Linked DNA regions of Homo sapiens: region 1 is linked to region 2. Evidence: chromatin loops called from intact Hi-C (ENCODE). Cell type or tissue: PC-3. All regions are shown on one strand. Each heading gives the region's core, and the rest is flanking DNA. Links, peaks and the distances in the headings are about the cores only.

Evidence for each region. Hi-C counts contacts between places; a loop is a spot of excess contacts. Peaks named below come from ENCODE experiments on the same cell type or tissue, not always from the same donor. Only the 100,000 strongest peaks of a DNase experiment are listed, where the experiment ranks them.
Region 1: a loop joins it to region 2, with 9 times the contacts of the local background. A loop is called at or near these places in 4 of 110 quality-filtered maps.

Annotation. Positions count from the first base shown.
Region 1 is chr4:85,309,632-85,326,359 of GRCh38, forward strand. No RefSeq gene overlaps it. Among named protein-coding and RNA genes, the nearest start is that of ARHGAP24, 160 kb to the right of the region's middle. RefSeq lists an enhancer at 10,946-12,145. In PC-3, for the core only: a CTCF peak has its summit at 8,773 (motif pointing left); no DNase peak of the experiment used is centred there.
Region 2 is chr4:85,139,120-85,155,847 of GRCh38, forward strand. No RefSeq gene overlaps it. Among named protein-coding and RNA genes, the nearest start is that of WDFY3, 180 kb to the left of the region's middle. In PC-3, for the core only: a CTCF peak has its summit at 8,542 (motif pointing right); a DNase peak (open chromatin) is centred at 8,582; H3K27me3 peaks cover 52 bases.

The sequences.
Region 1 (16,728 bases), core at 4,829-12,828, 170 kb after region 2:
TCTGTTGGCTATAAGTATTTGGCATTAATTCTGGGTTCTATATTCTGTTTCATTTATCCATGTGCCTATTTTTATACCAGTAGCATGCTGTTTGGTAACTATAGCCTTGGAGTATAATTTGAAGTCAGATAGAGTGATGCCTCCATATCTGTTGTTTTTGCTTAGCATTACTTGGGATATGCAGGCTCTTTTTAGTTTACATATGAGTTTTAGGATTGTTTTTTCTAGTTCTATGAAGAATGATGGTGGCATTTTGATGGAAATTGCATTGAATTTATAGATTGATTTGGCAGTATGGTCATTTTCACAGTATTGATTATTTCTAACCATGGGCATGGGATGTGTTGTTTCTGTCCTCTGTGATTTCTTTCAGCAGTCCTTGTAGAGATTTTTCATCTCAATGGGTAAGTGCATTCCTAAGTATTTTATTTTTGGCAGCTGTTGTAAAAGGGATTGAATTATTTACTGATTCTCAGCTTGGTTGTTGTCAGTGTATAGCAGTGCTATTAATTTGTGCACATTGATTTTGTATCCTGAGACTACTGAATTAGTTTGTCAAATCTAGGAGCTTTTTTGATGACTCTTTAGGGCTTTCTAGGTGTACAATCATATTATTAATGAACAGTGACAGTTTGACTCCCTCTTTTCCAATTTGGATGCCCTTTATTTCTTTCTCTTGTCTGATTGCTCTGGCTAAGGCTTCCAGTACTATGTTGAATACAAGTGGTGAAAGTGGGCATCCTTGTCATGTTCCAGTTCTCATAGGGAATGCTTTCAATTTTCCCCCATTCAGCATGATGTTGGCTGTGGGTTAGTCATATATAGCTATTATTACTTTGAAGTAAGTCCATTCTATGCTTATTTTGTTGAGGATTTTATATCAAAGAGATGCTGTATTTTATCAATTTTTTGTGTGTCTATTGAGATGATCTTATGGTTGGTTTTAATTCTGTTTATGTGATGTATCACATTTATTGACTTGCATATATTAAACTATCTCTGCATTCCTGGGATGAAATCTATTTGATTGTCTTTTTAGTTTGCTGTTGAATTTGGTTAGCTAATATTTTCTTGAGGATTTTTGCATCTATGTTCATCAGGGATATTGATCTGCAGTTTTCTATTTCTGTTATGTCCATTCTTTGTTTTGGTATTGGGGTAATATTGGCTTTGTAGAATGATTTAGGGAGGACTTCCTCTTTCTTAATCTTTTGGAATAATTTCAGTAGGATTGGTACCAATTCTTTTTTTTTTTTTTTTTTTGAGACGGAGTTTCACTCTTGTTGCCCGGGCTGGAGTGCAATGGCACGATCTCGGCTCACTGCAACCTCCACCTCCCAGGTTGAAGTGATTCTCTTGCCTCAGCCTCCCAAGTAGCTGGGATTACAGGCATGCGCCACCACACCCAGCTAATTTTTTGTATTTTTAGTTGAGACAGGGTTTCTCCATGTTGGTCAGGCTGGTGTCAAACTCCTGACCTCAGGTGATCGGCCCGCCTTGGCCTCCCAAAGTGCTGGGATTACAGGCATGAGCCACCACACCCGGCTGGTACCAATTATTCTTTGAATGTCTGGTAGAATTCAGCTGTGAATCCATCTGATGGGCAATTTCACTGACAATTTTTAAATATGGATTTGATCTCACTGCTTGTCATGGGTCTGTTCAGGGTTCCTATTTCTTTCTAATTTAATCTAGGAGGATTGTATGTTTCCGGGAACCTATCCATGTCCTCTAGATTTTCTAGTTTGTGCATGTAGAGATATTCATAGTAGCCTTGGATGATCTTTAGTATCTCTGTGGTGTCAGTTGTAATGTCTCCAGTTTCATTTCTAATCGAGCTTATATTGATTTTCTACTTTTCTTGGTTAATCTCACTAATCATCTATCAATTTTGTTTATTCTTTCAAAGAACCAGCTTTTTGTTTCATTTATCTTTTGTATATATGTTTCAATTTCAGTTAGTTTTGCTCTGATCTTTGTTATTTCTTTTCTTCTGCTGGGTTTGGATTTGGTTTGTTCTTGTTTCTCTGGTTCATTGAGGTGTAAAATTAGGTAGTCAATTTGTGCGTTTTCAGACTTTTTGATGTAGGCATTTAACACTATTAACTTTCCACTTAGCACTGCTTTTGCTGCATCCCAGAGATTTTAATAAGTTGTGTCACTATTGTTCATTTCAAAGAATTTTCTAATTTCCATCTTGATTTCTTTAACTCAAATATTCAAGAGGAGATTATTTAATTTCCATGTATTTGTATAGTTTTAAGTATTTCTTTTGGAGTTGATTTCCAGTTTTATTCCACTGTCTGAGAAGACACTTGATAGGATGTTGACTTTCTTAAATTTATTGAGACTTGTTTTGTGGCCTATCATATAATCTATATTGCAGAATGTTTCATGTACTGATGAGAAGAATGTATATTCTATTGTTGTTGGGTAGAACATTCTGTAAATACCTGTTAATTCCATTTGTTCTAAGGTATAGTTTAAGTCCGTTGTTTCCTTGTTGATATTCTGTCTTGATGATCTGTCTAGTGCTATCAATGGAGTATTGAAGAACCCCACTATTACTGTGTTGACGTCTATCACATTTCTCAGGTTTAGTAGTAATTGTTTTATAAACCTTGGATATCCAGTGGTTAGCTGCATATAAACTTAGGATAGACTAGTCTTTTTGTCATTATACAATGTCCTTCTTTGTCTTTTTTTACTATTGTTGCTTTAAAGTCTCTTTTGTCTAATATAAGAATAGCTACTCCTGCTTGCTTTTGGTTTTCATTTGCATGGAGTATCTTTTTCCACCCCTTTATCTTGAGTTCATTTCAGTCCTTAGCGTTAAGTGTGCCTCCTGAAGACGGCAGATACTGGTTGGTGGTTTTTATTCATTCTGCCATTTTGTATCTTTAAGTGAAACTTTTAGGCGATTTACATTCAACATTAATATTGAAATGTGATGTACTAATGTAGTTATCATAATAGTTGTTACTTAGATACTTTGATGTTATTTTCATTATAATATTGTTTTATAGGACCTGTGAGATTTATGCTTTAAGGAGCTTCTATTTTGGTGTATTTTATAGATTTAGAGCTTTTGTTTCAAGATTTAGAACCCCTTTTAGCATTTCTTATAGTGCTGGTTTGGCAGTGGCAAATTCCCTCAGCATTTGTTTGTCCAAAAAAGAATTTATCTTTCCTTCATTTATAAAGCTTAGTTTTGCTGGATTCAAAATTCTTGCCTGACAATTATTTTATCTGAGGAGGCTAAAGATAGTACCCAAATTCCTTCTTGCCTGTAACGTTTCTGAGAAATCTGCTAGTAGTCTGATAGGTTTTCCTTTATAGGTTATCTGATGCTTTTGTCTCACATCTCTTAAAATTCTTTCCTTCATGTTGACTTTGGATAGCCTGATGACCATCTGCCTTAGTGATGATCTTTTTGCAATGAATTTCCCAGGCATTCTTTGAACTTCTTGTATTTGGATATGTAGATCTCTAGCAAGGTCAGGGAAGTTTTCTTCAATTATTCCCACAAATATGTTTTCCAAACTTTTAGACTACTCTTCTCCCTCAAGAACACCAATTATTCTTAGGTTTGACCATCTTACATAATCTTATATTTCTTGGAGACTCTGTTCATTTCTTTTGATTCTCTCTTTCTTTATCTTTGTCTGATTGGGTTAATTCAAAAGCCTTGTGTTTGACCTCCAGAATTCTTTCTTCTACTTATTCTAGTTTATTGTTGAAACTTTCCATTGTATTTTGTATTTCCCTAAGTGTGTATTTTATTTCCAAAAGATCTGATTGGTTTTTCTCTATGATATCTATCTCTTTGGAAAATTTTTCATTCATACTCTGGATTGCTTTTAAAATTTCTTTTTGTTGGTGTATTAGTCCATTTTCATGCTGCTGATAAAGACATGAGTGAAATTGGGAAGAAAAATATGTTTAATGGACTCACAGTTGCACGTGGTTGGGGAAGCCTCACAATCGTAGCAAGAGGCATTTCTTACATGGTGGTGGCAAGAAAGAATGAGACAGAAACAAAAGCAGAAACCTCTTATAAAACCATCAGAGCTTGTGAGACTTATTCACTACCATGAGAACAGTATGGGGGAAACGGTCCCCATGATTTAATTATCTCTCACTGAGTCCCTCCCTACACATGAGAATTGTGGGAGTATAATTCAAGATGAGATTTGGGTGTGGACACAGCCAAACCATATTATTGTGCCCCTGCCCCCTCCCCAAATATCATATCCTCACATTTCAAAACCAATCATGCCTTCTCAACAGTACCTCAAAGTCTTAACTCATTTCAGCATTCACTCAAAAGTCCACACTCCAAAGTCTCACCTGAGACAAGGCAAGTCCCTTCTGCCTATGAGCCTGTAAAATCAAAAGCAAGTTATTTACTTCCTAGATACAATGGAGGTACAGACATTGGATAAATATACCCATTCCAAATGGGAGAAATTGGCCAAAATGAAGGAGTGAAAGGCCCCACAGAAGTCCAGAATCCAGCAAGGCAGTCAAATCTTAAAGCTCCAAAATGATCTCCTTTGGCTCCATGTCTCACATCCAGGTCATGCTGATGCAAGTGGTAGGCTCCCACGGCCTTGGGCAGATCACCCCTGTGGCTTTGCAGAGTATAGCCCCCCTCCTGGATTTCATGGGTGGCATGGCCTGCAGCTTTTCCAGGTGCACAGTACAAGGTGTCAGTGGATCTGCCATTCTGGGGTCTGGAGGACAGTGACCTTCTTCTCACAACTCCGCTCAGCAGTGGCCCAGTAGGGACTCTGTGTGGGGCCTCTGACACCACATTTCCCTTCTGCACTACCCTAGCAGAGGTTCTCCTTAAGGATCACACCCCTGCAGGAAACTTCTGCCTGGGCATTCAGGCATTTCCATACATCCTCTGACATCTAGGTGGAGGTTCCCAAACCTCAATTCTTGACTTACATACACCCAAAGGCTCAATACCATGCGCAAGCTGCCAAGGCTTGTGTCTTGCACCTTCTGAAGCCACTGCCTGAGCTGTACCTTGGCCCCTTTTAGCCATGGATAGAGCAGCTGGGAAGCAGGGCACCAAGTCCTTAGGCTGCACACAGAATGGGGACCCTGGGCCTGGCCCACAAAATCATATTTTCCTCCTAGGCCACTGGGCCTATGATGGGAGGGGCTGCTGCAAAAGTCTCTGACATACCCTGGAGACATTTTCCCTATTGGCTTGGCAATTAGCATTTGGCTTGTTACTTATGCAAATTTCTGCAGGTGGCTTGAATTTCTCTTTAGAAAAATAGGCTTTTCTTTTCTATTGCATCATCGGGCTGCAAATTTTCTGAACTTTTTGTTCTATTTCCCTTTTAAAACTGAATGCTTTTAACAACACCCAAGTCACCTCTTGAAGGCTTTGCTGCTTAGAAATTTCTTCCACCAGATACCCTACATTCAAAGTTCCACAAATCTCTAGGGCAGGGACAAAATGCTGCCAGTCTCTTTGCTAAAATGTAGCAAAATTCACCTCTGCTACAGTTCCAAACAAGTTTCTTATCTCCATCTGAGACCAACTTAGCCTGGACCTTATTTTTCATATCACTATCAGCATTTTTGTCAAAGTCATTTCACAAGTCTCTAGGAAGTTCCAAACTTTCCCACATTTTCCTGTCTTCTTCTAAGGTCTCCAAACTGTTCCAACCTCCACATATTACCCAGTTCCACAGTGGTGTCCACATTTTTGAGTATCTTTACAGCAGTGACCCACTCTACTGGTACCAATTTACTGCATTAGTCCATTTTCACACTGCTGATAAAGACATATTTGAGATTGGGTAATTTATAAAAAAGAAAAAAAAAGAGGTTTAATGGACTAACAGTTCTACATGGTTGGGGAGGCCTCAGAATCATGGCAGAAGATAAAAGGCATGTCTTACATGGCAGTGGGCAAGAGAGAATTAGAGACCCAAGCAAAAGGGGAAACCTCTTATAAAACCAGCAGGTCTCATGAGACTTATTCAGTTCCATGAGAACATTATGGGGGAACTGCCCCTATGATTCAATTATATCCCACTGGTTTCCTCCCAAAACACATGGGAATTATGGGAGCTACAATTCAAGATGAGATTTGGGTGGGGACACAGCGAAACCATATCATTTGGCAAAGCCCAATTCATTGTTTATCTTATTGGATGCATTTTTCATCCTAGACATGATAGTTTTTATCATTAGAAGTTTGATTTGCATGTTTTTTATATGTCTTATGTAGTTAGATTTTATGCATGAGAAAACTGAAGCAAACAGAGGACATGAAACTTGCCTAAGATTTCAGAGCTATTAAGAAGTGGATGCCAGAATACAAATCTAGGTAACCCAGCCCCAGAGATTGCACTTTTAATTACTACTTGTCCCCTTCTCTTTAAGGACATGTTATTATTTCATACTATTCTCTTCCAAAACATTTAGAACAATGCTTGGCACATACAAAGGTTATAACAATTGCTAATTGTAGAATTAAACGCTGGAAAGCTGCAAAACTTTATGAAGATTGAAAACTCAATTCAGATGACAATTATTTTTAAAATTTCCCTGGTCTTTCCACAATTTTTCTTAAAAATTTCCCTAATCTCTTATCACTAACACAAGGTAAAGTTACTTCCTATGCATTTTTATCCATCTTATTCTTAATTCTATAACAGCATTACAAAATTGTATAGCTGTATGTGTCTTTGAATGTTGAATTGAAATTAAATTGGATGATGGCTCAAGTAGTCAATAAAGTTTTAGGGCACAGACAGCCTACTGGATGGTCAAGGGATGAGGTGTAGCTGGTTGCCACCAAAGAAAAAGCTCACCAGATGCCACCTGAAAGGACACATAACATGATTTTTAACCATAGGCAATGTGCCGTGGATAGAAACTGGGCAATCTTCAAGGGCTACATTGGCACCCATGAGACTTGTAGGGTTGTTCTGTATGGTGACAAACCTCAGGGAGTGGCATTCATATTATAATTTATTTGAATAGTAACTCCCCAGAATTGTGGAGTCCACAGCTCTCACAATGGTAGGCAGCTGCCCAGTGAGGCTATCAGACAGGTTGTAGATTAAGGTGATCTAAATTGGACCAGAGCTGGAGGCAAGGTGGCTGATTCGACTCCTCCCAGCAGAACCCCTGAAGATCTGGTTACCCCACGTTAAGCTCTATAGATCTTTCATCCCTGCCAACCCCTACTGTTTCCTCCCTGTTCAGTCAAGTTTCCCTCCTTGGAACCTATGGAATTTATATTCTGTCTTGAAGGCAGGGAATTTAGCTCTAACTCATTGGATTTCTTTGCTCTGAGTTCCCTCACAGGCTAGGCTTTTGAAAACATTTACATACTCTACAGTAATAAATCTTCCTTGAAGCTTGTATGTTACAAGATCATATTATTGCACAAATGGAGGGGAGAGTTAAAAACACTAGAAAAGGAAGAAAACATCCATTACTGTTTCAAATACATTAGTCTCCCAACTAGACTATGAGCTCCTTAATGGTAAGGAATGTGTTTTTATAAACAGAGGAAATGCATTTGAATACGATTCAGATTTGCTCAAGCTAAATTGTCAATTCTTTGTAGTTCTCATTTGTGCTACTACTCCAGAGGAAACTCTGTTCTACTATTGTATTCTGCACAATTTTATCCTGAAAATGTGTTGTGTGCTTGACAGATAATTCACGTCTGTTCTCCAGAGATTGTTTGTTTTATAAGACTACTATTTGTTTCCCTAATTTTAGGAACTGTTATATTGATTTTCCCCTTTAAACCTGATTATAGCTTATAGCTATACTGAGTCCCACCATTCAAGTCTCTTAGAATCATAGCTCTGAATTCTGAGAAGGGGGTAAAAGAGCCTTACTCTTTACTTTAAATTGTCACACTTTTCTTGTGATAAAATTATCTGTGGCATATTTTCAGAGGTGTCTAGACAATTATATTTAAAATTCTACTGGAGAAGATTTAATGAAAATATTCATTTTACATTGTATGCTTGGATTTACAGTTTGTATCTGAAATATAATCGAATGCAAATAATGTGTAAATTAAAATATGTAAAATTATAATTAGTATCCATCATCTGCTGACTATAGACACAAAGCAACACTTTAAAAAAAATCTCATTTGAGCTTAGTATTTTCAGTAAAAAGAACTGTGAATTCACATTCTAGAGTTTCAGTTGTATTACTTCATTTTGTGATTTGAGAAAACATTTCACTTCTGTTTTTTCTCTTTAAAATGAGAGAATTGGATCACCTGTGGGCTTGCTACTTTGCATAAATGTAAATTAAAGAAAAATTATTTGGCTAAAAAATAAAACACAAATTTTATTGTGTATTTTCTCAGGAAATGAAATATTTGTGAGTATATGTAAGATTTCTTTTATTTCTCTCTTAATAAAGAGTTTCTTTTTTAAATTTAATTTCAGAGTATATAATAAAGTACTATCATAATGGAATTTTGAGAATGAATAAAATTAGTTTCTGAAATTGGTACATTTTGCCTCCCTACTAGTCTTCTAAACCACCTAATTGAAAACGTGGTTTAGGGCTCTTAATGTATTCTTTAAAACAAGATTTTTTCCACTGCAAATGGAAAAAAATAAACAATGTTTTTAATCTAAAAAATATTATTCCCCAGGCCCATTGTGTTGGAATGTATGACTTTCATCAGCTACTTTTCTCTTGGGAGTAGCCTTAAAATGCTTTCTATTTTATTTAGAAAACAGCTTTCACACACACTGCCACCTGCTGATCTTTTTCTCTTGCATCTCACAGTAAGCCAATCATTTTTCACATTCTTGCCCAGCAATTTTAATCAATTTCTTATTCTCTAACAGCTACACCTAATGAGTAGAGCAGCAAAACTGTTGATCAACAAGTGTTTTCTAAGGGCTGGACATCAGTCAATAGAATTTGGCCCTCTCCAGGCCTCCTTCCTGATATTAAATTGTGAGTCAGAAACCACAGGTGAAACCAACAAGTCTCAACTAAGGCTATGACTTAACAGCAAGTGTACAGGGTACCTTCAAAGAGGTGGTAAGCAGATTTTACAAAATCCAGAATATTTAAAGGTATTTCAGAGGAAGGAAGACTTAAGAAAGGAAGCTATAAGTTGTTCATGCAGGGGAAGAGAATCAGCAAATGACAAAAGTCACACAGATATTAACCAAAAAGTACTCATTCCCTAAGCCAGGATTGAACCCAGGTCACCATTGTAAAATGGCAGAGACCAAAACAAAGTACTGCCATGTTGTTACAGGTTATGCTCCCAAGGACATAAAACAAGATGGAGACCTGCAGCAAAGTTTGTTACTGACCAGTTTGCTGGGCTGGCTTGAATAGAGGGCTTATCGGTTTCTAGGGATGCATTCTATCCTAAGGTACTCCTCTTTCTGATAGAAAGATAGAGAAAGACAAATTCTTGGCACAAAGTACAACAGATTCACCACAGCTTAAGACTAGCCTCATAAATCCTTTTTTTCATTAATTAAAACTTTACAGAGGATATAAACTGTGATTATATTATTCATTCAACTGGTTTGCACAGGGAGAGGGAGACCAGAAGTCTGACTGTTAAGAACTTTTACACTTTTGCTGGCGTGTCTGGCTTCTGTGTTCCCTTCCCCTGAGTTCAATTTTAAGCCAAGTAGTTTAAGGTTTAGAGAAATTAACTTTTCCCAATTTGGGTATGCATCTGAGGAGGAGTGTCCTGTGGTACAGGGACACAATTATTCATCTGCAAAAGGAAAACAGAGGAGAAAAAAGAATGTGTTTTATCCAAAGGAGTCCCAGGGATTCATGAGGTATTTGAGAAAAATACAGACTGAAGATGATTGGCTAACCATCTAGAAAGAGGGGAACAAGGAATCCCTAGTTCCTTTATCTTCCAAGCAAATAGCCAAAGTATGTGAGGGAGAGAAGAAGAGGCATCCCCCTTCTTTCTCCCATTTTATATCCCCAAGTCCTGGTGACCTCAGTAGGGTGCTGCCCATGGATGCCAACACAGCTTTCACCCATGTTAACAGTGAGGCCTAAGGGGTGGGAGTTATCCATATTTGCCCATGCACTGCCTCTTCCCTGCTGTGAGTAACTTTTGAGTTCCTAGATCTTGTCTATGCCATGCATGCAAGTATAACCTTCAACCATGAAGTGGGAGGGCCTATCCAGTAAGAATTAGTCATGCTCACCTGCGTTGTGCCCCATCTTCTGTTGTTGCCTCCCTCTGCATCCCTTAGATCCAGTTTTCCCTCTTATGGTTTCAACCCAAAGCCTGGAATTGAGTTTGGGACAAAAGCGTACCTCAGGGGATACATGAATTAATTTAGATTATGTCACAGATGGCTGTCACCAAATTTGCAGCCAGCAGCCTATGGGGTCACTCCTCCATTGCTTCCCTATCATAAGCAGAGTGTTAAGGTAGGGAAAAAAAAAACAAAAAACAAAAAAAAAACCTCTCTCATAGAAAAGCTCCCTGTATTCACAGGGCTATGTGCATGTGCTAACTCCTGGTATGGTTGGTATGGTGGAGAAAAGAGAAAAACAAAATAAGATGAAAAAACAGCTTAAGTGTGGGGAAGATGTCTGGGGGACAAAAAGCCTCTTGCTTTATGCAAATGGGCTCCTCCAACAGGGAGAGAAACTCTTAATTGTTTTATCCTCTTCTTGGCTTGGCCAGGGAAGGAAAGCCTCTGTGGGCACATGGTGGGAGGGGATGGTGAGCAGGAAAAACTGACCAGCTGGCTGCATGGAGCTCTTGGCCCCCAAGACCACCCTGGGGATGAGTGGTGGCTGTGTCTCATTCCTGCCCCACATGGTCATTGGATGCAGCATATGCATGTGGCAGACATGGCCATGCACCCCACCTGGTGCAGTTGGGGAGCCGCCGCTCACCCGTCTGTCCTGCATGCATACCCTTGGCTGTTGGGGTGTGGGTGGGGGATGCCTTTAGGAACAGATGGAAATCACATTGTTCTGAATTGCATATCTGATGGCTGGGCCAAATGCTCATTCTACGTAGTAATATCTCTGCAGTTTGCAGCAGCACTTTTAACATTATAAAAGAAAAGATAGGGGCCATTTCCAACCATGAAGAAAGGAAGGAAAAATCCATAGAAAAGTCTGAGGGTCTTGGCCAACTTCAGAAAAAAGGTTGAAGATGAAAAGACTTGGGGATGAGAGTGAAAGGTTTGGGTCTGCATTTACTCACCCTCCAGGTGTCTCCATATGGGCCACCAAAATAATGCAGGATTTCTACTCCTTAGTTAAGCTAGGTCCAAGTTCTTGTCTCATGACCAGGAAGAATTAAGCATGCAGACCCTAGAGAATGGGTGGAGTAGAATTTATTAAGTGAAAGGAAAACTCTCAGCAAAGAGAGGGGACCTGAAAAGCAGGTTGCCAGTTGTCCCCTTTACAGTTCAATACCCGGGCTTATGGTGTGAGTTCCTGGTGGCTCCACACCATCCTTCCTGTGCGTATGTGGGCCCTTAGACTGAGCTACTCCATATTGATTCATTTCTCTTACTGCGCATGTGTTAAGGAACTAAGTTTTCCACTTTGGGCATGTTTAGGCAAGCCCTTTGTGCAAGTTCCCTTATCTGCATAAAACACCTGGTATAAGCACTTTTGAGGTGGGTTGATGGTTCTCCAGGGACCCTTCCCTTACTGTCTGCCCAAAGCAAGCTGGCTAACTCCTTTCAATACTGTTACTAATGCTGAATTCAATGTATTATTAAGTGACTGGGTGCTATAAGCTGAGAATTATTTATTGGTAGTAAATGAAGTTCACATTGACATAATACATCATAATCTTACCTCTGCTTGAGGCTGATGTGGTAGAGTCATGCAATGTATTCCTCAAATCTCATTTCATTTCTTTCTTGGGCACATAGACAGGTTGTATTTCTTAACATTCCTTGCATTGGGAAGAATGAGCCTATGATTGAGTTCTGACCAATGGAATGCGGGCAAAAATAAAATATTCCACCTACAGGCCTGACACTTAAAAAGCCCTCTTGCCAGGTTTTAATACTCTTCTTTCCCCATTCCCATAGCTCTAGAAGGAAGATTCAGTGGAAGACTTTAAGGCCACAGGGAATGGTGGCATTGGGGAAAAAAAAAAAAAACAAAAAAAACAAACTAGTTCCCTGAGTAACTGCATGGAGTAGAGCCCTACCACACACCCCCAATCCTCTGGCAAGCTGCTTATGAAGTGAATAAAAAATTAATCTGCATTTTATTAAGCCAAGATTTTAGAACTGTTATTTATAGTAGTTAGATTACCTTCAGTAATACAGCTTGTTCATAAATTTATCATTCTTCCTAAATATTATGCCTACCATTCAGAGATCAACTGTGGGCTTTGAATTCCAGGCTTAGCAAAAAATGGCAATTAGGTTTTACCTTATTAGCCAATTATAGGATTTATTGTAGAAGGCTGAAGGTTAACCTTAGCAGATTTTTGCCAAGCTATCTTTAATTTCAGAGGATAAAGGAGATCAAATCTGTTAGTGTCCTTTATCAGGGGCAAAGGAAAGAAAAATAGTGGTGTAACTGTCACATATTGGCAATCCCTGGATAGGACAATTAAACTTTTTGAAGGCATTGATAAGACAGAACTGTGAAATAAGACAGAATTGTGAGATAAGCCTAGGATGCAGTCAAAATTACTTTTCTTACAGTAACAATATAGTTTACTATTGTGACTGCATAATTATAGAGCAAATCCTAAATTTTAAGATCCAGAACTTGTTTTTGTTGAATGAATAAATGAATAGAGATTCCCAGTGTTTGCCTTCTAAGAAAACCTTCTTTTAAAATTAGTAGTTTCCCTGGTGGTCTAGTGGTTAGGATTCAGTGCTCTCTCATAAAATAAGTAGTAAAGAAAGATTACAAATTTATACATGGGTGTCAGCTTCATGATTATTTTTTGTGCTATCAATTATTAGATTTTGAGCTCCATGAGGACAAACATCTTTGTCTGTTTTGGTCCCACCTGTATTCCCAACACCTAGAAGAATGCCTGATACATTGGAGGGACTTAATTAAATATTTGTTGAATCAATAAATGCAGTTTAAATTCACCTTATTCTGAGTTTGATTTGTTTCTAGAAACAAAGATCTTTCTATGCTGTGTTTATAGTTGACCGTACTTCCACGCTTAATATCACAGGTCTTGTAGGTTGGTTGTTTGTTTAATTGGCTATTTATTCATATCAGAGAAAGGAATTATTCTTAATGTGGAAGGGACCCTAGAATCAAATTATACAGACCACCATTTGTGCTTCTTTATCTCTGAAGCATTTAGTTCTGTAAGCAAAAAAAAAAAAGAAAGAAAGAAAAGAAATTTTGTATAACGGCATTATGCAAAAGCATCACTGACCCTTCCTGGAAACATGTGCTTCTGAATTAAATAAATAATGTGTACATAAATATAAACATATATACTATTAGTAAAGGGCATTGTTGTCCTTTGATGTTATTCCATAGTTTTAAAAAAATTCTAAGCAGACATAAATCATGAGGTTTTTTCACACTGAAAAAAATAAAGAAAGCTCAGTGCTAAAATCACCTGCAGGGCCAGCTTGATGGGCACGCAGTCTGTACAATTGCCCTACCCTTGGTTAATGTTCTTAAAAATCTCAATAATTTTTGTTCAAAGGACCTCATGTTTTCAATTTGCACTGCACTTGCAAATTAGGTAGCCAGCGCTGATCCTGTAGCATCTTCTAAAATAGACCTTATGGATAAGCAGGGCATTTCCTGTCCCAGAACAGTTGCCCAATAGCAAAAATGGATTTTTGAGTGAATAAATTGATAAATAAAAATGTTTTAATGGCATAGCATAAAAACACAAACACTTGTATCTAACAGTCAAGCAGAAGAGGTTCTTACTCAAATTAAGAAGTGGAGGCAGAAAGAGTGAAGGGTGAGAAAAGGGCACTCAGAAGTTCTTTTCTATCCAAATCCATGAGAGCACAAAGTTGACCATAATTTCATTGCCTATGAAGCCAAGTAAAAGAAAATAAACCCTTACTTGTAAAAGCAAATCAATATCTTTTAACTTTTGCTATTCTTAATGGATAGCTGCAATATACTCAAACACATTCAAGAGTTTATAAGACATTCCGTTGAAAATCATTTTCTCTTATCAAATTTAGACAGGTTCTTTTAATTTGAATGAACACTACTTCTTTTGTGTAAATAGTGTATTATAAATTGTAATGTTATTATTTGAGGTTTTATAGAATCGTATTTTCTGTGAATCTTAATTTTGGAAAAATATCATCTTCTTAACCTGCCTGATATTTGGCAACATACTGGCAGAAAATAAACTTGAAACTCAGGAAGGTTGGCATTAGATCAATAACAGGAATGAAAAGAAATCTCAGTCCAATCTCAGAAATTTAGATCTACCATGTAGATGTGTTGTTTTCAGCACAATATCATACATTGTTTTGTGCAAATTATAGTCATACCTAATAAGCTAAAAGTTGGCATATCATCATCAAACAGCTTTTGCACAGCTACTGAAAATAGCACTGATTGAAGTGGCATGGATTTGCTTAGCTTGGGTTGTAATCGATTTGATGTCTATCCAGCCATGTTGAGAGACTAATAGTCCTGCAATTGCCTGCCTTTACCTCTGCATTCCTGACCATCTGCTGAGAGGAGTCAGGTAATGGGTTTTGTCACATTTCAGACCTATTATTTCTGCCTGGCCTAGAAGTATTTTCTACAAAAGCAATAATGTCTGCATGTGTTTAGACATTAAGGTTAGTTTTACATTTAACTTCTCAGTAATTTGACTAAGGTCAAGAATCTGATTACTTTTCATACTAAACGTATCTGATTACTTTTCATACTAAAAGTATCTGATTACTGTTAGTAGATACTAATTTATAAATTGTATTTTCGCTAGAGGGATATCATTTATTTTGGAAGAAATAAATGATCTCTTCAATCTCTAACTTGATGACTAATCTAATAGAAAGTTCCCACACAATAATAATGGGAGACTTTAACACCCCACTGTCAACATTAGACAGATCAACGAGACAGAAAGTTAACAAGGATATCCAGGAATTGAACTCAGCTCTGCACCAAGCGGACCTAAAAGACACCTACAGAACTCTCCGCCCCAAATCAACAGAATATACATTCTTCTCAACACTACACCACACTTATTCCAAAATTGACCACATAGTTGGAAGTAAAGCACTCCTCAGCAAATGTAAAATAACAGAAATTATAACAAACTATCTCTCAGACCACAGTGCAATCAAACTAGAACTCAGAGTTTAAAAACTTAAAAACTCACTCAAAACCACTCAACTGCATGGAAACTGAACAACCTGCTCCTGAATGAAAAGTGGGTATATAATGAAATGAAGGCAGAAATAAAGATGTTCTTTGAAACCAACGAGAACAAAGACACAACATACCAGAATCTCTGGGACACATTTAAAGCAGTGTGTAGAGGGAAATTTATAGCACTAAATGCCCACAAGAGAAAGCAGGAACGATCTAAAATTGACACCCTAACATCACAATTAAAAGAACTAGAGAAGCAAGAGCAAACACATTCTAAAGCTAGCAGAAGGCAAGAAATAACTAAGATCAGAGGAGAACTGAAGGAAATAGAGGCACAAAAAACCCTTCAAAAAATTAATGAATCCAGGAGCTGGTTTTTTTAAAAGATCAACAAAATTGGTAGACCACTAGCAAGACTAATAAAGAAGAAAAGAGAGAAGAATCAAGTAGATGCTATAAAAAATGATAAAGGGGATATCACCACCGATCCCACAGAAATACAAACTACCATCAGAAAATACTATAAACACCTCTATGGAAATAAACCAGAAAATCTAGAAGAAATGGATAAATTACTGGACATGTACACCCTCCCAAACTAAACCAGGAAGAAATTGAATCTCTGAATAGACCAATAACAGGCTCTGAAATTGAGGCAATAATTAATAGCTTACCAACCAAAAAAAGTCCAGGACCAGACAGATTCACAGCTGAATTCTACCAGAGGTACAAGGAGGAGAAAGTACCCTTCCTTCTGAAACTATTCCAATAAATAGAAAAAGAAGGAATCTTCCCTAACTCATTTTATGAGGCCAGCATCATCCTGATACCAAAGCCTGGAAGAGACACAACAAAAAAAGAGAATTTTAGACCAATATCCCTGATGAACACCGATGCAAAAATCCTCAATAAAATAATGGCAAACCAAATCCAGCAACACATCGAAAAGCTTATCCACCATGATCAACTGAACTTTATCCCTGGGATGCAAGGCTGGTTCAACATATGCAAATCAATAAACGTAATCCAGCATATGAACAGAACCAACAACAAAAACCACATGATTATCTCAATAGATGCAGAAAAGGCCTTTGACAAAATGCAACAGCCCTTCATGCTAAAAACTCTCAATACATTAGGTATTGATGGGACATATTTCAAAATAATAAAAGCTATTTATGACAAACCCACAGTCAATATCATACAGAATGGGCAAAAACGGGAAGCATTCCTTTTGAAAACTGGCACAAGACAGGGATGCCCTCTCTCACCACTCCTATTCAACATAGTGTTGGAAGTTCTGACCAGGGCAATCAGGCAGGAGAAGGAAATAAAGGGTATTCGATTAGGAAAAGAGGAAGTCAAATTGTCTCTGTTTGCAGATGGCAT
Region 2 (16,728 bases), core at 4,110-12,109:
TTTGCAATCTACTCATCTGACAAAGGGCTAATATCCAGAATGTACAAAGAACTCAAACAAATGTACAAGGAAAAAACAAACAACCCCATCAAAAAGTGAGCAAAGGATATGAGCAGACACTTCTCAAAAGAAGACCTTTACACAGCCAACAGACACATGAAGAAATGCTCATCATCACTGGCCATCAGAGAAATGCAAATCAAAATCACAGTGAGATACCATCTCACACCAGTTAGAATGGTGATCATTCAAAAGTCAGGAAACAACAGGTGCTGGAGAGGATGTGGAGAAATAGGAGCACTTTTACACCGTTGGTGGGACTGTAAACTAGTTCAACCATTGTGGAAGACAGTGTGGTAATTCTTCAAGGATCTAGAACTAGAAATACCATTTGAACCAGCCATCTCATTACTGGATATATACCCAAAGGATTATAAATCATGCTGCTATAAAGACACATGCACACGTATGTTTATTGCGGCAGTATTCACAATAGCAAAGACTTGGAACCAACCCAAATGTCCATCAATGATAGACTGGATTAAGAAAATGTGGCACATATCTACCATGCAATACTATGCAGCCATAAAAAAGGATGAGTTCAGGTCCTTTGTAGGGACATGGATGAAGCTGGAAACCATTCTCAGCAAACTATCGCAAGGACAAAAAACCAAACACCACATGTTCTCACTCATAGGTGGGAATTGAACAATGAGAACACATGGACACAGGAAGGGGAACATCACACACTGGGGCCTGTTGTGGGGTGGGGGGAGGGAGGAGGGAGGAGGGATAGCATTAGGAGCCATACGTAATGTAAATGATGAGTTAATGGGTGCAGCACACCAACATGGCACATGTATACATATGTAACAAACCTGCACGTTGTGCACATGTACCCTAGAACTTAAAGTATAATTTAAAAAAAACCTAAATGTGATATATGCTTATAAATTACACAGTATTTCTTCCAAGATAACTTAATCAATCCTACTTTGTAAATATTCCTACCCAGGAAAAATACAAGTTGATATAGAACCAGAGGTATAAATTTCAGCTATTTTCTTTATGGTCTCTTCAACTTCATGTCTCATTTGACTTGCAGCCTAAGAAATTGTGAATCTGTTGGTGTTCTCCAGGTTTTTATAATAGTGGATTTGAACAACCAATTTCCTATGAAATTTAAGCTATAATTTCCTTTTCAATGTTACAACATACCATATTATCTATCCCAATATCTGGTTTACAAGCCTCCCAAAGGCTCTTTCAGGTATATGCAGCATTACAGTATTTGCCAAGTAAAAAAAGTATTTCAGTTCCAAGGCTTGCATGAAAGGAAGCCCTGTGTATCTGTGGCTGCCAAATTGGCTGAGCAATTTCTTCCTGATACTTCCTACTGCAGATGAAGAATATGAACAGGTGAACTGTTACCTTTCCCTAGAGTCAAAAGGGCCTTCCCACTGAAGTCCATTGCCAGTCATGCTAAATTAAACATTCTTGAAAAAACAGAGGGCAAAATCTTGGGGGCATCATTTTCCTCATATTGATCCCCTTGAAGTTAATGGAAATGATATACAGAAGAATTGGGTGACAATGGTGGTGGCAAAACAGTTAGGTTTGTAGTACATCATCATCACCACCGTGACCAAATGCTTCCTAGAGTCTCCCACACGTCTGGATGGCACCAAGGTAGTTGTAATAGGTTTATAGTGCTTAGTTTTGAACTGTTTTTCAGGGTTACAATGACAATAGGTCATGAGTTTGCGGCAAGGGGAGCGGGTACCTCCCCACACCAACTCCCCTACAAAAGCAGCACAAGTGGTTGCTTTTTGGCTACAAGACAAGTAAGAAATGTGATAATGAAGTCGTGCCTTTTTATTTGCTCACTCTTCCAAAAGGTAGAATCTATCTCTGCTTCTGTTCAATATTCAGAACATTTATATGCAAAGGTATGTAATTAATAGATCTGGAAAAATAGTTAACCACTAAAAATCACTAGTGATAGAAATTGGTGGCAAGATTGCAGAATTAGGCAAAGAGCAGTAAGAAAAAAAAAAGTAATCCTGACTCTTGGTAGGCAGGTTTTATTTGGAAAGTCTCAGAGGTCAGCAATATTTAGGCAGGTTAGGTAGGTCAAGCCAATGACCGTTCAAATAAGACAATGCTATCCTCATCATGAGCACAGATTCTGTGACATAGATACTCCAAGTATTATTGTCAAAAGGGAGGCCAGAATGACAGCCAAGAGATAGACAGAGGTAGATGAAAGGTGGCAGTCTACATAAGACTCAGGAAAGTCAAGACGGTTTTCAGAAGATCCGAATCAGCCAGTGTATCAGTGACAAGAGGAGCTTAGTCATAAAACATTACTCTCTGGGTATTGTTTTAAAGAAAGAAATGTCATTTAAATAAAGAAATATGTTTTTTGTTTTTTGTTTTTTTTTTGAGACAGAGTCTCGCTCTGTTGCCCAGACAGGAGTGCAGTCGTGCGATCTCAGCTCACTGCAACCTCTGCCTCCCCGGTTCAAGTGATTCTTTTGCCTCAGCCTCTCAAGTAGCTGGGACTACAGTTGTGCGCCACCACACCAGGCTAATTTTTGTATTTTTAGTAGAAACGGGGTTTCACTATATTGGCAGGGCTGGTCTCGAACACCTGACTTTGCGATCTGCCCCCCCCCCCCCCCACCCCCCACCCCCTCGGCCTCCCAAAGTGCCGGGATTACAGGCGTGAGCCACTGCGCCCGGCCCTAAGAAATGTCTTTCACTCTTCTAGCGAGATGGTTCATGAATCTAAGTCTGGATTTCTAGGGATGGGGACTCAACAAGTTACTATAATGCTACACCTTGTTCCTTCACAACACATTGAAAGAAGTTCAGTTTATCATATGGAGATATCAGATTCTCTATAAAATTTATTAGGTGATCTCTATCATTCATTATGGAAATTTCAAATAAAAACAGTACAGAGAATAGTAAAAACAACTAATCACCCAACTTCAAAAATTACCAACATACAACCAATTTTGTTCCAACAATATTCCTTATACTTCCCTCCCACGACAGATACTGAAGCAAATCTCAGATGGCATATTATTTCATCTGTTAAAATTCAGATAGCACTTTTTGTGAAAAATAAGGACTATTTTTAACATAATTATACCTCTCACATTAACAATCATTTCTTAATATCACCAACTATCCATTTAGTATCTAAATTTCTCTGATTATCTCATAAATGTCTGTTTACAGTTATCATTTAAAAAATAATTAATTAACATATTAAATGTATTTACAGGGTACAAGTGCAAGTTCCTTACATGCATATATTGTGTAGTGGTGAAGTCTGGGCTTTTACTGTACCCATCACTTCAATAGTGAACATTGTATCCAATAGGTACTTTTTCAACCCTTACCCTCTTCCTACCTTCCTACATTTTGTAGTCTCTAGTGTCTTTAATTTGACTTTGTATGCCCATTGTTTAGCTGCCACTTATAAGTGAGAACACGCAGTATTTCACTTTCTGTTTCTGAGTTAATTCACAGAGAATAGTGTCCTCTAGTTCCATCAATTAGTATCATTTTGAATCAGGTCCCAAACAAGATCCACATTGCTTGGTGTGCTTTTTTTCTTATACGCTGGAAGAGCACATTATGACTTTTTACTAACAGTTCTTCCTTCTTGTTTATTTTTTTCCCTTGCCATTTACTTGTTGAAGGAAACAGGTCACTTGTTTTTAGAATTTCCCACATCCTGATTTTAGCTGCTTGCATTATAGGAGGCTTAATTTAGCATGTTTCTCTCATCCTCTGGATTTTCTGTAAAAGAGTAGTTAGACCTAGAGGCTTGATCAGATTCTTGTTTGCCTTTTGGTAAGAACATTTCATTAGTGCTGCTCTGTACTTCTTATTGAATCACATCAGAAGGCTCATAATGTCTGGTTGTCTCTTTTTGTGATGTTAAGATTGATCAGTGGGTTCAGATGATGTCAGCTGATCCATCCATCACAACTTTCCCACCAGTCCTTCAGGTAATGGCTTTAGTAGCCGTTAATTATTATCTAGATGGATTATTTCATTAGGGTTGCAAAAGGGTTATCCTTTAATTCTATCATTCCATTTGTATTTCTTAGCTAGAATTTATCCATAAAGAACTGTCTTTTGTGGACTATTTAGATAATCTGGGAAGACGTTTGTATAGCCAAGGTAAGGTAACTATTTAATATTTTTCACTTTATTTTCCTCTTTATCATTTTGAGGCAATTATTAAGCCCTTACTCTAATGTGTCACAAGAAGGCACACACAAACCAATGGGAAAATCAGAGCTCTAGATGCAGAACTAAGGGACCTAATCTTGCCATTGCCTGGTATGTAGCAGCAAGTTTGTACATGTGACATATCTGACACATGCACTTCTCTGTGGTCTAAAGAAACATCTTTAATGATACGTCTTATTTCTATAAAAATTTAATTCTCTAATTCCTATAATTTCTGACATTGTCAGGACCTGTATCTGCTGCCTTTAATCATACATACATTCTTAGTTCTATAAATATATTTGTAATCCCACTCGCTGTACATTGTTTTTATGGTAAGCTTCCATTATTCATTACAGAAAAGATTCATTGAATATCTGGCTCCATTTTATATAGACTCACTATTGTGTGTCCTTTATCTTGCTTTCTACCTTAACCAATCTAGTAAGACTGCTTTTATTAAGTCAGCCACTTATTTCTGGCAAAAAACTATATATTTACCTACTATTTTTTTCACTTTGATTCTGCTTATTAGTTATGAAAACTTAGTCAACTCATCTTACTCCTCTAGCCTCAGTTCCTTCATTACTAAAATTGGGATCAAGAAACCCTTCTCCAGAGACATTCTGAAGACTAACAAAGGTAAATTATGTGAAATCAGTAGTCATAGAGCCATTCTTACATTCATTTATCCTGTTCAGCAGTCATTGAGCTCTTTCTGGTGGTAGCTTCTAGGCTAAGTCCTAAGAATATGTAAAGTGAAACAGACATGGGCTTTGCTTTCAGGATGCTTCAGTCTGACGGTGAGTATACACATTAAAAATATAATTGCACCTAATCCATAGGTGTTCCACAAATGATTGCCGTATTTGACAATTCAGCAATTTGACTGTTCAATTGTTGATTTATTGCTTATTTCTATCCATTTATTAGAAATTAATGTTTAGTTCTGGCTCACTAATGTTTTCACGATATAGGTGTCATGAATTTCTTTACTGTGTTTGAAAGAACGTATGACACTGAGTTTCACTTTAGAACTTCCTAAGTATTAAGTATATAAGTAAAAAATGCTGGGAAGTGGAGAATTTTCGTTTTGTTCATTCACTCATCCATTTATCAACTGTTCAGTGCAACTAGAATAAGCAAGATGATTTCAGAGAAGATAGTGATGCTCAGATCAACTTGTTTTATAAGGCAACAGAGATGAGTTAATCAGAATTAGACAATGCCTCTTCTGTGTTTGACTGGCTATTATTGCCTGCAAATTGCATCAAATATTTTAAAGATTTGAGATGAAAGATTTGGATCAATATGTCTGATTTAATAAAGCCACTTATAACCCGAGACAGATTGACCATACTTAAAAGAAGTAGGTCTAGATCTGTGAGATAAAGAAATGACTAGCGAATGTCATCTGCCAGAACTGAACTCATATGTGCTTGTCTGTGGCTTTATAAGGAAAGTTGTGTACTTTTTATCTCATTTTCCCATTCTCATTGGTATTTCTTAATTGCCAAACACATCTTTGGCTACTTGTTTTGTGTATTTAATACCATATTCTCTTTGTTGACATTGAGTTAGTCTACGACATATAGTTTAAAATAGCTAAGAGAGTGTATGTGTGTGTGTGTGTGTGTGTGTGTGTGTGTGTGTGTTTTAAGCAGCCATTGAGATGACTCAGAAATCTAACTTCTGTTCAGGTGTGTAAGTTGGATTCGTGTCATATCTTTTAATTCTTAGCTTTATTACTTTTTTTTGCTGGTGATTAAAGGAGAACATATCATCTCGTTGATATTTTGCCTCTCTTACTCTTTTTAATAGTTTGATCACAACTTATTTTCTCTTAATTGTTTCTAACTTTCTCATAACATTTCTCTTAACTTTTAGTTTCCAAGAGTGAAGGTATGGTTGAACATACTCTTTTTCTAAATTATTTTTCCACTCTTCTGTAAGAGGATTATGCTTCCTGGCTCTGTTGATATCAGATTTGGTCAAATGACTTGCTAGGCCAATGAAATGTGAGTGGAGGTAACATGGACTACTTTCTGATAGAAGCTTTAAGAACCATCATGTAGTTCTCTCATTATTCTCCTTCCTCTGCCATGTGATAAAAATAAGGGCTGCTGCTTCAGTTTGGGTACCAGGATGAAGAAGACTTTCAGTGTGAATTAATGTGAATTGAGGCTGACAGGCATTAATGAGAAATAATAAATAAAAATAGACAGCTCAGATTTGGGGGTCATTTGTTATAGCAATGTATTAGTTGACTAATACAAAGGAACATGCTAGTTTCATAAGCAGTGGGGCTGTGTATGATGGCTCACACCTGTAATCCCAGCACTTTGGCAGGCCAAAGCAGGAGGATTGCTTGAGGCCAGTTCAAGATCAGCCTGGGCAATATAGTGAGATCCCATCACTAAAAAATTTTTAAACAATTAGCCAGGCAACATGTCTGTAGTCCCAGCTACTTGAGGGGCTGAGGTGGCAAGATTGCTAGAAAAAAGAGGCAACAGGATGGACTGTTGGCATAAGAAAGAGAAAAGAGCATGTATTTTGGAGTAAGGTAGATCTGGGTTTGATCAAGCTTTGAATTCCACTAGTTGTGAATACTTGGGCTAGTTATTAAACTATTTATACCTCACTTTTTTAATCTGTGAAATGAGGGATAAGCCTACAATAAACTTATTAAGTTTGCTGTGAAGATTAAATGAGATCATCGCATTAATGTAATTCTTATTGTTGTAACCAATAGTCAAATGCAAAACTATATAATAACTCAAAATTTATGGAAGTTTACTTCTTACCTAAACTACAAAACAGATGCTCTTAATTGTCAGGTACATTTATTCCAAACAGTGACTCAGAGACGAAGCTGCCTCTTTCCATCTTGTGGCTCTGCTGTCTGCAGTATGTGGCTTCCAAGGTTGCCTGTGGGATATATCCATTCCAGTCATCCAGAAGGGCAAAAGAACATGAAAGATCCTGAAAGGGAGGTTTGTCATGGGCGATGCATGGAAGTGGTACACATTGCTTTTGCTCACAGTACTGGATTCTGATTAGAATCCCGTTACATGGTCATACTTGAGTCAATGTTGGCTGTAAATGTAGTCTGGCTATGTGCTTAATAAGAAGAGGAAATGGTTGGTGAACAGTTAGCAGTCTCTGCCATAGTGATATATGTAAAGGGCATAGACTACTAACTAGCACCTGGCAGATACTTAATAAATATTCTTTTCTGTTTGTGTCTCTAAGTTCCTTCAAACCTTATGTAAATATCAAAAGTGTTTATTTGCTGGGATCAGACAAATGACATTTAAAATGGAATATATACATTTTGAAGCCATAAAAAATATATACTTTTTAGCTCAGGGGTCTTCCTTGGTATTCACACAGCACTTGCTTTGTGCAAAGGTCTTGGATCACTGGCAATCAAAACTAGAGTTCCTAGAGGCATTCAATGAATGTCTGTTGAATGCCTACCTGAACAAATATACCTCTCTCGATTTTAATAAAATACCATGACTGAGCCAGGGGGAACTAAACTGGCTTCCTAGAGACTATTGCCTTGCTGTCTAAGAATCGGTATTTAACTTTTACTTACTATGGGAAATGGTTGTATTTATAACCCAAACTTAAATTAAAATTTTAACTAAGTGTTAGCTAAAATTTTCCAGTTAATTTCATTGTTATTGAATTATTTCTTTGGATTTATACTTTGAGGCTGGATACATGTAAAAACTATTGATAATTTCTGCTTGTTGAAATCAGGCTTGTGAGAGTTCTTGCAAATTTATAAAGATATGTTTGAATCTTAGTTTTTCTTATTCTCTTAGGCAACTCATACTACACATATGGGCCTCGACTATTTAATCAATAAAACCAGATGAGGATAAAGACTAGGTTATATACTCATAGTGAATTTTAAATGGGGTAAAGAATGTAAAACAATGAATACATTTTCTGGCATGTAGTAAATACTCAGTAAATGGTAATTTTCTATTAATATTAATAGCAATAATGATAGTAATAGCACCATAATACTAATAATGGAAAAATAATAAACTATTATCAGGGAAGGGCATATTTTTCTCAGAGGCACACTGTAGATGTGCAATAGGATGATTAACCATCTTTGCCTCCCTAGAACAACACAGAACAAGGTTGGAATATGCTTCCCGTTATGCCAAGGGCAAGGTTTTGTTCTCACCTGAGTGTTTTGACACTGCATAATTTGATAGTAAACAAATTATGTCACGTTTGGCGTGTACTCCTTCATATTTTTGAAAAGCCACTAGAGGGTGCTACTTTGCTAGAAAAATACAAGTACTTCCTTACAGTAACATTTTCAGTCTGCAGCCGCGACGTCTGATGTTAGGGACTAGAACTGAGATCTCTGCTGTGAGTATCCGGATACAATTTATTCATTTTCTTTCGCTTATGTAGGAAGTAAATAGGAATAGCTTAGGTAAGCTACAAAAGTTGATTCAAATAAAATCCTAGTCTTTTATTTCAGTAAAGGTTCATACCCATTCTATTAGGAAAAAATTGTCAATATTTCTTACTAAACAAAATTGTGAGGGTAAATGACTTTCTTATGAGATATAAGCTGGCTTTAATACGTGTGCTGTGTTTTTGCTAGACTTCTGTTGTTTTAAGTTTGGTATAAGGATATTATTCTGTCTTTGGTAGTTTTTAATTATAAGGGTTAGTGAAAATGAAGATCATTTTGTATGATTTTGCTCTCTGAAAAATAATGTTTCAGTGAATCAAAGGTCACAAATATATTCAGGTGGCTGAGGTGCAGGTAAACTAAGCCTGTGACCTTCCTTTTTGTTACTCTGAGTGTAAAGTAAATGTTATGTTGGTGAGAGGTTGTGTTAAGCGTCAACCTCAATTATGAATAACGGCCTTTAGTCTATAGCTCATACTCAATGGCAAGTGCATCTTTGTGGAGGCAATTATCTAAGGATGAAACATAGTCAGCATGGGTCGAGTCAAAATATTTCTGCAAATTAACCATTGTCTTTTCAGCTGACCATGAGGTAATGAGATGAAAGAAGATTGTCAGTAGTTGAGTGAGAGGAATAAATATATGGGAGACATAAAGAATCCTAGTTGTGTAATAGATGTGAATTATACAAAACCTGGATGTTCTCATTTTTGATCCCTGATAGAAGAGTTAGCTTCCTGAGAGATTTTTGTCCTACTACGTATTACTTCAAAAATATAAGAGTTGGGGAAAAGGGTTTCTGATTTGTCTTCCCTTAGTGAAAGGAACACTAAAAAGTTTCAGACAAAATTATCTGAAAGAGTCTAGCTCCTCAAGTCTTTTGAGTTTCCTCTACCCTAGGTAACTAATCAAGTCTGGGTTGTACTTGATGATTAAACAAGAATTTGGTCACTGGGGTGGTGCATGGGGTGTGTGTGTGTGGTGTGTGTATTTCACACACTCACATATGTCTAATTACAACTTTAAGAAGTCATGTCAGAGAGTATCTTTTTATTCTCTGTCTTACCCTACTTTAATTTTCGGTGTTAATTCAGCGTTTATAGCTTGTTTGTATGATTATCTTTAGGAGCAGTTTTGTAAGTTAGGTAGTTATTGGTGGTGGGAGAAGGGGAGGAGTCAGTATATTCCGATTTTTTTCACTGTTGTTATGTTTTTCAACTCCATACTTTAAATCTTGTACAGATAATTTGAGACTGGCAACATTTAAGTGGCTCTAAAACACACAAAAAATTTCCATCTATCTTTTTTCATTAATGTAGATCATGTCTTTCTGTTTATTTAACTCCACTTTGGGATATAAATGAAATCAAACGGGGTTATATCCTTGTCCATGCTGGGGAGTACTTTCCTAGCACAGGACAGTTGGCTAAATAGTCCATACAGTAGATTAGAAGGGGAACTGTCAAACCTGGACTGAATTTTTACTGAGAAAATACCTCTATTTTAATTTGCCAGCTGTATAAAACATAGATTACAGAAAATAATATTGAATTGGAAGGTGGGGGGCAGTTAGCATTCTGGTTCTGATCTGTTCCTAAGTTGTTGGCTAATGACTTTATCTTGGGTAAACCATAGATATGGTTTATCCAAGCTTCAGTTTTTTATTTGTTTTTATCTTATAGGAAAGAATAGTGTCTCTTTTGTTCATATCAGAGGATTGTTGAGTGACATACAAAAAAAATGCCCTAAATTATAAAGACCAACAAAACTGTTGCCATGGTCTGTCAATGTGGTCATGAAAATGGACTTTATAAGATTCATTAAATACTATTGGGGAAATACCCTGCACCAGCGCTCTGACTTCTAATTCTACACATTGCTCCCTTCAAATGACCATACTGCATGTTTCAGCCTGACAAGAGATGCTGAATGTGTGATGATGGGGGAGAAAGGAAGAGGTAGCTCATCTTCCAATGTTGTGTACAGATTGTCACTGCCAACACCCTACAGCTGTGCTTTTGCTTTTGATTTCTTCATGCCTTTTATATGACTCAATTCCTGCTTTAAGGCACATTGTATTCTTGGCTTCTTAAGCTCAGATGCTCAAATAATTCCATGGGGTCCACTATATAAACTTAAAACCACAGTGGATGTGAAATTGGAAATACTAAACTTGGAACTGTTCTTTTTTGCTCATATTTTCTCATTTGATAAATTGAGGGAAGCAATGTTTTTCAGTAGCTCCCTTTGGTATAGCTCCATGGCTCTCAAACCTTGGATCTAGGCTTTTATTACCTCGCTGGACTAAGTATTGTTAGGAAGTCCTCTTCTTTTGCCTTGTACACCCTTAAACAAGCCCAATAAACGACAGCCTTGGTTTCCCTGTCTAAGCTGATCTCTCTCTCTCTCTCTCTCACACACACACACACACACACACACTCCAACATTATCTGTATGTATGAGGCAAGATAGATGGAGATTAGAGAGATCAACATATCCCTTTATTCCTTATGATTGATAAAAAACTAATATTGGAGAATGTGCCTTATGGATGTGGCAATAATGGGCATCCTAATAACAAACTGCAGGCCCAGCCAGAGTAAACTTGGAATCTCCTGGGTGACAGTCTGCCTCCGCTATAGCTAAAGGCTAGGTGGAACATGTATACACTTTCAGGGTAGCTGGCTCCCTCAGAAATGTGGAGGGAAAAGGGCTGAGCTGGCCGGGTGCGGTGGCTCAGGCCTGTAATCCCAGCACTTTGGGAGGCTGAGGCGGGCGGATCACGAGGTCAGGAGATCGAGACCATCCTGGCTAACACGGTGAAACCCTGTCTCTACTAAAAATACAAAAAAATTAGCCGGGCTTGGTGGCGGGTGCCTGTAGTCCCAGCTACTCGGGAGGCTGAGGCAGGAGAATGGCATGAACCCTGGAGGCGGAGCTTTGCAGTGAGCCGAGATTGCGCCACTGCACTCCAGCCTGGGTGACAGAGTGAGACTCCAACAACAAAAAAGGGCTGAGCTATGCCTACTTAGTTCCTCTCCCAAACTTATCAATTAAGTAACTGACTCCACGTTTCTAGGGTGAGAAACCTTGGGAAAACCCCATTACAGAAAACTGAGAAAAAGCAAATAACTGTCCTTACCCCCAGCCCCCAAAATATTCTCCAGGTGCTTGTTTTCTTATATTATGGAACCTAATCATCAGGTCTGTAGAAAGCAGATGGTTACCACTGATATCTGACTTCTGGTGGCTCTGCCTGGGACCACTGGTGATAGAGACAACATTTTCTCTTGGAAATATCCAAAAAGGTCAGTCTATACTAGAGCTGAAAATTCTCTCTCCTTTCTCTTCTCAATCCAAATGATATCCATCTAAATTGTCCAAGCTTATTAGAAATTTTGCAATGATATTTAATGACTACATGAGGCCATCCCAATAATAGTATGCCAAAACTAGATGTCCTAAACTGTTATATAAATCTCTGCCCATTATTAAATCCTTCAACAGTAATAAAAGAGCAAATTTAAACTCTTAAATGGTATAGTTCAAATGAATTAAAAACCAGACACACATATATTTCACTTTTGTTATTTCAAAAAAATTAGTGATAAAAACATCGCTTCCAATTTCTCATTCTGATCAGTGTCAGCAGAGAATTCTTGGTGGCTGGGGAGGATGAGTTTCCTTCAGCAGCTGCAGCTTGGATTATTTCTCACAGAATGGGTGTAGTTCTTTCACAGCTTCAGAAGTTGCATGAATTCAATGCCAAATTTTTGATGTGCCTCATTATTTTGAAGGGGGTTTACAAGATTATTATGACACTGGCCTCACTCACATCAGATTGAGAAAAAATGAATCTCCAGCCTCTGGAACAGTTTTCCCAGGGAAACTCAGTATTTAGTGATGCCAAAGATTATAAAAGACATTTAATGAGATCTGGGAATAGGATAGACAGTCTTGATTTTGGTTTAATCAGGATGCCACTGTATGCCAGTTTTTTAGAGTCAATGATTGGAGACCTTGCATTCAACTGGGAGAATTGGCCATAAAGACGTTACCTCTGGCACTAGAGAACTACCAGATCTTGAAGAAAAATCCATCTATGCACATGGTCTCTGCTACAAAAGGATATTTGAGACATGCTGGGTAAGCTTAGGAATTTGCAAGAGCTTCTGCATTCTTATCTGGCCATGTGTTTCAGGCATCCTGATGGTGGTGTAGTGTGGATTCTGTCTAGTAACATGTTATCCACTTTCTCCTCTGCCATGGTGGTGGATCCACTGGTCTTGCTATAAAATTGGTTAGTCCTCGGAACTCTTCCTCCTACTCATAACCAGTCCAGCTGGAGAGACACCCTCAGTAAATTTTTGAACTCAAAGTGTTTTTGATAATTTTTGAAATTTGAAGCCTTAGGGAGGTTTAGTGAGAATGGGTATCTCCATGTGTTCTTCAAGACAGTTGGTCTGGTACAAAATATGTAAAGTTAGGACCTCACACACATGTGCTCTGAAGCACTCATAGAACTTAGATGCCTGTGCACTTTGAAGACAATGCCTACATACATGGTTTAGAAATATAGAAAAATCAACAAAAACTGCTTCACCTCTTGTCACACACAGTGGGTAGTTTAAGGTCCTGATGTAGCAGCCAGCTTCCACAAGTCTTTTTGGCCCATGTGGCTTTATTTAAAGCCTGGGAAGGCTTGCTTGTGGAAAAACAGCTTCTCCCTATATAAAAATAGCCACACACCCGTGAACAAGCCACCATAAGCTACAGGTCCCCGACAAATTCAAAATCCTCTAGTGACCCATCCTTTTAAAGCCCCAGGTTTAAAGCTGCTGCTTAGGCTGCACTGATTATATGCACAACAACAGCTGTGAAAACCAGTTGTATAATGCAATACAAGCCCTTGCAAACCACCGAGGTCAACAAAAGACACAGCCTGATCTCTTCCAGTCCCTCAAGATTCAATTTTAGTTTTGCTACCCAAATTGCACTCCACATCTATCTCTTAATGTTCCTGGCTCAAGGCATCATATTCTAAACACTGTCTTGAATTCAACTTCCCAATCGTAGGTAGAGGCAGAGGCAGAGTCTGCCCTCTAATACATGAGGCTTGGGATAACACAACTGAATGTCTGCTCTCTGTAGTTAGCTGGATCACAAGGGTGGATGGCAGAAAGAGCTGGGATACTTGTTTCCAGTTCCTTTCTGAAACTCACCTGTCAGGTAACTCACTCCATCTTTGTGCACAAGAAGCTGGACGTATTTAGGATAAACCCCTCTTTGCGGAAAGCAGAGGAGTGAAGTTCTAGTCCCTCTCAACATGACCTGATTCGATTTTTCCCCTGTGGCCTCCTTTGATAGACTGTCTTGAAACAAGTGTTTCTTTCCAGAATAAAAACCAAACAAACACAAAGGACTTATGTGTTCTAAGTAATTGAGGAGCTCACCAGTTGAATGGCTTGACTGATGCGTCATCAATTTTAATTCTGCTGCAGAGGGTTTCCCCAGGTGCTTTACATATGCTAGCTGTAACTGATCTCTTCAAGCACTCAATGTAACACTTTTCTGGAAATGCTGGGTTAAGTCTTGCTTTCCAAAAGTAAGCTGGAAAGATTTCAAATAACATGGATGGAAAAAAATTGAATAAACAGGAAAATGATTCACAGTGTGCATTGATACAGGGAGATGTAATTACATTAAATTAAATGAGGTAATAGTTGTGAAAGAACTTGGCAAACTTGTAAAATACCATATGAAGGTAAAGTTTTAGCTTTTACATTCTGTACAAATGGATTGCAATTTGAAGTCCACAGTTCCTATTATAAGGATTTTGGTAGGAAGGTTAAAACCTAGTTTTACTCTTCCTTACATTAGGAGAAGCCTTGAAATGGTAAATGATCTTTCTAAGCCATATGGTCCATAGTCACCAACATAAGGAATGTCTAAGTGGGACCAGAAGTCAGTATGTTTCTCTTAATGATCAGTGTCAGAAGTTTGTGAGTGCCTAGATTCATGTGAAATGCAAGCTACCAGGGCATAAGACACTGACAAAGCTGAAAACTGGACCATAAAAAAATCTTAACAACATCAACTCAGAATATGAAAAGAAGAGATATGTATCTTCTGGAACTAAAGATGAGTTAATAATTTTTTCCTATATGTGAAAAAAATAATTTTCGCCTATACTGTGAAAAAATTATTTGATGAACAATCGCTTCTCAGTAATGATAAAATAATATTATTTTGTTTTATTTTATTTTTTCTGAGATGGAGTCTTGCTATGTTGCCCAGGCTGGAGTGCAATGGCATGATCTCTGCTCACTGCAACCTCCGCCTCCTGGACTCAAGCAGTTCTCCTACCTCAGCCTCCTGAACAGCTGGGATTACAGGCACCCACCACCACGCCTGGCTAATTTTTGTATTTTTAGCAGAGATGGGGTTTCACCATGTTGGCCAGGCTGGTCTTGAACTCCTGGCCTCAGGTGATCTGCTCCTCTCGGCCTCCCAGAGTGCTACATTACAGGCATGAGCCACCATGCCCAGCCTAAAATAATATTAAAAAGCCCCACTCTGTCTCTGTCCTTCTATATAAATTTAGTGTACATAAATGTAATTCTGAGTATTAATCAACAACTTGTTTTTTCCCATTTTGTTTAAATGGTTAGTTCAGGGATGCATTCTCTTAAGTCTTAATGAAATACCCCCATCAGTAAAACAAAAATTTTCCTTTGGGACTTACAGTATACAGTAAGTTTGTCTATAGTGCAGAACTTGAAATTGTTCCAACACAATTGATATATTAAGGAGCATTTGAAGCATGACACAAATTTTGCCTTTGCTTCTGCACAATTTTGTTTGTGAGAGACTGCAGTCAACTGTAGCCAGTTGAACCCAGCTGCATAGGAATTTATAAAACACACACATACACACATCTCACATATTAACATCTACCCCTTACCTCATTTCACTATGTGTATTATGAGCCACGCCCACCCACATCTGGTGTTAGAACTTGCAGATCCACTTCAGATAACCTTCCTTCTGCCATTTCATAATAACTCATAAGCTGCAACCCTTCTGCAAACTTCAGGTCTTTTTCAAGGTAAAGCACCATATTTATTGTAGTATTTATGTATTTCATAACTATTTCATGTGTATAAAACTGTAATACCATTTTATTAGTTTTCTATTTTTTTAATGTGTAACTGATGTTTCTGATTTTAACCCCATTTTCTCATGAACCATTTCTTTTAGTGCAACTTGGCATAGCATGGTAATTTAAGGAATGCAGATACTGTATTGTAGCAGAACTGACTGGATTTTAAATTCAGTTTTCCCTTTATATTTATATTTTGAAGCAACAAGTAAATACAATTCTCTATTTTCCATTTCCGTTCCTCCATCATTTTTGGATAGTGCTGTTAGCTTACCTGCAAGATCCTTGCCAGGAGGCACCTTGTAAGTTTCTGTTGACAGCAAGCCTGTCTGGATTTGCATGAACTGTGAGTGATTTCTTGAAAATCTACACTTTTGAGGCTGAGTACAAACCTGCAGGAGTCCTTCTTTAGGCCCAGAGACATTAGCTGATGGCACTCATGCATCCTTGTTTTTCCATGTTCTGAACAGGAGAGGAAGTTTAGCAGTCAGACACTTTCATATATGGTATTTGATAAATATGTATATAAAATATATGTAAGAAAAAATTTCCCAAGGATTTATTTTTATAAAATATTTTTATTTGTGCATCTGTCTCAGGCCAGGTGAATAATATCACATATAGGGTAATAGGCCTTTTACTCTGATCTTTATTGCTGGATTTGTCTTTAGAAACCCCTTATCTTATTCATTATGTGTCCTATGTTATGCGCAGCCATAGTGCATAAAAGATAAGTTGTAGAACAAAATGCTCAATGATTTGAGAGAAATATACTTTCTCATGAAAGCTGAGAAGGGATATTAATGTTTATTAACTTCTTCCTATGTGCTAGGAAGTTGGTTACCTTGTTCATTGATAACAC